2 separate regions of the Homo sapiens genome follow, and region 2 is linked to region 1. The links are chromatin loops, found by intact Hi-C in ENCODE. Cell type or tissue: endothelial cell of umbilical vein. All regions are shown on one strand. Each heading gives the region's core, and the rest is flanking DNA. Links, peaks and the distances in the headings are about the cores only. Region 1 holds the start of LOC124907755 (a long non-coding RNA gene). Region 2 overlaps LOC112268413 (a long non-coding RNA gene).

Region 1 (2,905 bases), core at 190-2,689:
TTTTTTTAATCAAAAGATTTTAAAAGTACAAGTACTGCCACAGAGTGCAGGTCTGCAAAGTGTTTCGACTCTACAAAAGAGTGTTTGTATTTTAAAAGTTCAGGAACCATTTTACGGACTAAGACACTGAGGCCCTAGGAGATAGGGCTTCTTGGCCAAGTTGCAGAGCCAGCTGGGGCCCAGGGAGTTTAATCCAAGTGGTGTGGGTCTCCCTTTCTCTCTGTTCAGGGAAGTGCCCCCTTCATCCCCTCAGAGAAGGGCCCCAGGACTGCAGGACAGGCCATGGGGGGTGCAACCTTGGGAGGCATGAAGCTTGAGGAACTGAAGGGCTAGGAGAAATTCAAGGGCTGGGCACAGTGGGTCACACCTATAATCCCAGCATTTTGGGAGATCAAGGCAGGTGGATCACCTGAAGTCAGGAGTTCAACACCAGCCTGGCCAACATGGTGAAACCCCGTCTCTACTAAAAGTACAAAAAAATTAGCTGGGCGTAGTGGCAGGTGCCCATAATCCCAGCTACTTGGGAGGCTGAGGCAGGAGAATGGCTTGATCCCAGGAGGCAGAGGTTGCAGTGAGCCGAGATTGCGCCATTGCATTCCAGTCTGGGCAACAAGAGGGAAACTCCATCTCAAAAAGAAAAGAAAAAGAAATTCAAAGGCAAGGTTAGACTGTCTCTTAACAGACTGGGGACAACCCCAAGAAATAAGAAGGCACCCCCAGCCTCACCTGTTATTTACTTCTCAGAGCCTTCTGTGAGTCCAGCATTTGCAGGTCCTGCCATGGAAGAAGCCGGCTCTGGGTGGACAAGCAGGAAGACAGGAGGGTGGCCCTGGGTATACCATACCACTGGGCTCATGATATAGACCCCCCCAGTGGAAGGAAGCAAAGGAAAGACATTTCTGGGACATTTAGTGTAGGCCCAGCACTGTGTTTTTACAAGCGAGTATTTTTGTTTTTAATCTCAACAACCCTATGACTCCCATTTATACAGATACACCTCAGACCAGTGAAAAGCAGTTAAAAGGCAGAGCCGGCACTTAAACTTGACCCCACAACGTGGCCTGATCTGTGTTCTGGGGGTCTCCCCAGGCGCCGAGCTGCCAGGAGAAGGGTTGCCAGAGGGAAAGAGGAGGAGGTGTTGGCCCAGCCCCCACAGCCCCAGCCCAGGCGAACATCCTCTCAGCCTGCCTTTATTGTTCACAAAACCGAAAAAGTGATGATGGTTTTCCTTCCTCTCTTTAAGAAAACAACAGAATCAAAACAAACAGAGAAGGGGAACTCCCCTCCTGTAGCTTTTGCCAGAAATGAAAGGAAGAAATAATCCCCGTCATGACCTGGGCCGCCTCACTGCTGCAACAGGGTCTGGGAGGGGAAGAGAAAAACCCCTGCCCCCCGACCATAAAACCCAGAGTTTCTGCTTCCTGATACTGATACAAGCTCAACCTCACCCCCAGCAAATCCCTCACTGTCCTCTGTCCATCACCTCACACCGAAGATCTGACACACACACACACACACACACACACACATACACACAGCTGAAGCAGCTGAAACTTCCCAAAGAGCTTTAGTAAATCCTAAGGAAGGGCAAAGAGGAAATAAAAACATACAAGTCCAGGAAATAAAAACAGCCCTCAAAATGCATTCCAGCATGTTTGACCCCCCATAGTCACTTCCCACTTGAGGCTCCCAGGTCCTACCCCATTTCTCACTCCAGAGCTACCTGCACTGAGGCCCCCAAAGGACTAGAATAGCCTCACAGGGTCCTTTCCAAGCTCTAGATTTGGGCTTGCCTGTATCTCAGCTGCCTCAACAATCAAAGTCTAGAGCAGCGTAGAGCTTATGGTAATACAGGACACCAGATCCCATCCTCACAGGAGCCCTCTCATTCATAACTTAATATAGCTTTTAATTCCAGATAGCTTGTGCTGATTGGCTCACTTGGAGTGACTGGCAGCCTTCAGAGATCACTCTGTCCACAGTACACAGGGTTGTGGCCTTAAAGGCTCAGCAAGGTCATCATTTCTGAGCCTACAGTAACAGCCCTGTGGTCTCACAGAATGGGACCACCTGGTCAGCCTCATTCTTTAACAGGGACTCTAGGGCCCATAGCACCTTTTGAAAACTTCTGGATAAATTAAGGAATTTGTCTGTGGTCTGGATTCAAGGTCAGCGGGAGAACAGTTTTTCTCCATTATTACTAATTAGCCTCAGCAAAGACTAAATGACTACTTAGTAATATACTCAGTACTGTACCTGGTCCTGTGGGAAATGTACATATGAAGATAGATGAGTCTCAAAGCCTCTCAGGGGCAAGAGAAGGATGGAGGCAGGGAGAGGTTTCTGCCTAAACAATCAGAAAAGAGTCTATATGAAAACTCCTCTAAGAGCTGTTGGAGGGTTGGAGGGGATAAGGCAGCATGTGTGACATTGCTAACTGTTTGAGGATTATGGACCACAATGACCTGAGCTCCCTGAGGTCAGAAAATGTCTTGCCCCTTTTGGGTCTCAGGACTGATAGGTCCTGCACTTAGGAGGGGCTCAATTGGCATCTGTTGGGTGAATCACCATTTTCTGGCTTCACTGGCAGCAGATGGTCAGAGGAGGTCAAGCAATGATTATTCTCCTGAAGAAGAGACCAGACCAGGGCTGAAGCCAGATCTTCTACCTCTCTGAGCAATCCCTTTTTCTCAGCAGCCTCAATGCCCCACTCAGCCTTCAACCTTTCTCAACTGAACAGCAAGATAGTTATCCTCCTTTGCATTGTGGCTTTTTTTTTTTTTTTTTCGAGACGGAGTCTAGCTCTGTCACCAGGCTGGAGTGCAGTGCGCGATCTCGGCTCACTGCAACCTCCACCTTCTGGGTTCAAGCAATTCTGCTGCCTCAGCCTCCCAAATAGCTCGGA
Region 2 (2,905 bases), core at 209-2,708, 210 kb before region 1:
GACCAGCCACCATCTGAACTCTGTGAGCAAGCCTGTGTGTGGAGGAAAAGCCAAACTGTGGAAAATTACTTGGGGAGAAACTGCCGCTCCCAGACACAGGGCCTGCTGTTGGGCCTGTGTTGTCGGCCCCGTCTCTTTCTTTGCGCCCTCATCCCCAGGGCGCTGAGCCTGGCACAGGGAGACAGCCGTGGCCTGAGTGCCCAGGCTGGTTCATCCCTGGGTCAGGAAGGGCAGCCCAGTTTGTGCTGTGGTAGGGCCTCTCCCTGGCACCAGGGGTGCCCTCACCTCCAGGGCAGAAATCCATTCAGGACTCACTGTCCCCCTCCCCATGTCCCACCTCCTGGCTCCTAGGAGGAGAGGGTCTGAGTGAGCATGGTGAGGGCCTCTCCGAGTAGGGGAGGACCCCTTAGGGCTGAGGAGGGCAAACTGGAGGGACCACAAAGGTGAAGAGAATGGCAGCCAGCCGAATGCCAAAAACTGGCTTTCCAATCACTTCTCTCCTCTCCCCATTCCTGTTGCGGTTTGTGGATGTCCAGTGCACATCTGCATCGCTCCCTCTGCTTCTTGGCTCTCGTTTTCCTCTGTTTTGGCTTCAGGCATCCCTTGCAACAGTGCTGATCTCTGTAAAGTGAATCCTGTGTTCCTGTTGCCATGCATTTTGAGACCTCAGATGTGTTCCCATAGCTTTGGGAAGGGGCATATGAGCCCCCAGGGGAGCTGAAGGCTGCGTAGAGGAACAGACCCTATGCATGGATGAGGCGGAATACTGCGAATATCACTGTGCCACTTCCAGAACTTTCCAGGGTTCCTCAGGGCTATCCTTCCTGAAACCCTTTTCTCAGCCCCACACAACTCCTCTTAGGCTGGGGATGTCTTGCCATCACTCTCACTACAGGGCCAGAGTGGGACCCTATGCCCCAGGGTCTGAATTTCTGGGTGGAGCCCCTGGTAAATTCAGCACTACTTTGCAGGGAGCTGGGACTCAATGTCTCTGGCCTCCTGCTTGGTTCTTCCCGGTTCGCATCTCTGGCTCTCTTTGGCTCTTTTCTCTCCAGGTCAGCCAGCAGGCCCTCCTCCCTACCCCGTCCCCTCCCTCTCTCCCCACATCTTGGCTCCACGCTCTGTTTTCCTTTAGGACTTGCTTTCAAAGAGCACCAAGTTGGCCACTAGCGTCTCTGGCCTGGCCCACCTTAAAGCCTGACCCTGACTCATGGTCCTGGTCCCGACAGGACGTGGTTCACACCGGTTTAGAAAACTCTGGACGGCAAAGTCACAAACCATCTGCACCCTCTTCTTCCGCCCCAGACGTTATTTATGTGTGTGGCTTTGTGTTCGTTGCTAAATGCGGCCTGTGTGAAGGCTGTTAATTAACCCTTTGAGAAATGCGCTTCCCATCGGGGCAGGGACAGGAACAAGGAGCATGCTTCTAATCACCGAAGATTTATCCTGCTTCAGACGAGGCGTTTAATGAAGGCAGGGGAAGGGGCTGGAGGAGATGCCCTTCGAAGCGGTTTAAAGAAAGCCCGTTTTGTGCACGCAGATTGTCAGAAGGGCAGGAAATTCTAAATCAACTGTGCTCCTGGGCCTCAGTGAGGGGACAGGGGGTGCATACAGGGAGGGGGAGGGGGCCTGTGGGGTCGGGGGAGGTCTAGGGGCACAGGCCGGCTATCAGGAAGCAGGGCCAGGCAGCTCTCCTGGGATGAGCTGTGTAGTCACTCAACTCTTTGGCCGTCTGTAAAATGGGACCGCGTCTCGCCTGCCTCCTCCCTCCAGGGCATCCATGGAGGGGACTGTAGAACAGAGTTGGAGGAGCCGCTTATAATACAAACAGTCATCAAAGAGTGACCATGCTGTGGGTGCCTTGGGAGGTGGGTGGGGGTGACAAAGTGAAAAGAGGGACTTTCTTTCCCAGTGAGGGAGGGTGAGCTCTGGGGTCAGGGTGTTCATAAGCTTTCCAGGGGGCCCTCTAGTTCCTCACCTGTAAAGTGAGAGGCATTCTGGAATCTTCACAGCTGGCTGTAGGATTATGGGTTTCCTGACACTGAAAACAACCTTTCTTCCGAAAAAGGAGAAATTCAGTTTTGGGTTTCACTCCCCCTTGGTTTCCCAGCCCAAGGCGCATCACGGTTCCCACCCTTCCCAGATGCACTGAGGGTGGTACTGGCTGGAGGGGTTGGGGGAGGAGGGCAAGCGGGAAGTCCCAGGACATCCCAGCTGGGCGTGGGGGCTGAGGGACGGAGTGGGCCACAGAAGCCCGCTGATATTTATAACTGCGACTCTTTACATTCTGTATAAAGGCATGCCTAAAAAGCACCATTGAGGGAGGGCTCAGACGCCTGCCCGCACGCAGCCAAGCTTCCTGTCAAAGCCGAATGAGCTCAGAAAACAAAAAAATGTATTCACAGCTCTGAGTCTTCCCCGCTTCCCAGGCTTATTTCGTTTGAAAATACTCAGAGTTGGAGGGAGAAAAGGTAGAGGAAACAGAGTCCAGCCTGACTCCCTAGGGACCATGTATCTGCTGCAAGGTTGTGTAATCTCTCAGAGCCACACATTTGCCGACTTGTAAGGTGGTTGTGAGGAGGAGGTGAGAAGATAGGTAGGAAGAACAAGGTCAGCAGGAGATGCACGAGCGGGCTCCCACTCCATCCCCCTCTTCCCTCCTCCCTCCCTGTCCTCCATCCCTCGCTTCCACCCCTTTCTTTCCTCTCCCCCAACCAGTCTCTCCTGAGGTCTGCCATATCACCCTCTCTGCTGCATCCCTAAGATGCCCAGATAAAACCAACCTAATATCTTTCAATGATCTGCCCCAGACAGGCCCACACAATAATGAACCCTATGATGGACAGAACCCAGATATCCCTATTTCGGCCTGCCGCATAGACAGTGGAAGTGTGCGTGTTTCAAG

Evidence for each region. Hi-C counts contacts between places; a loop is a spot of excess contacts. Peaks named below come from ENCODE experiments on the same cell type or tissue, not always from the same donor. Only the 100,000 strongest peaks of a DNase experiment are listed, where the experiment ranks them.
Region 2: a loop joins it to region 1, with 3 times the contacts of the local background. A loop is called at or near these places in 5 of 110 quality-filtered maps.

The regions. Positions count from the first base shown.
Region 1 is chr2:43,173,326-43,176,230 of GRCh38, forward strand. LOC124907755 (a long non-coding RNA gene) reads right to left here and starts at 2,250. Exons shown (of 2, transcript XR_007086298.1): 1 at 727-2,250. RefSeq lists an enhancer at 878-957. In endothelial cell of umbilical vein, for the core only: no CTCF peak of the experiment used is centred there; a DNase peak (open chromatin) is centred at 1,236; H3K27ac peaks cover 2,383 bases.
Region 2 is chr2:42,960,366-42,963,270 of GRCh38, forward strand. All of the region lies in intron 2 of LOC112268413 (a long non-coding RNA gene), which reads left to right. Among named protein-coding and RNA genes, the nearest start is that of LINC01819, 78 kb to the right of the region's middle. In endothelial cell of umbilical vein, for the core only: no CTCF peak of the experiment used is centred there; a DNase peak (open chromatin) is centred at 1,246; H3K27ac peaks cover 1,827 bases.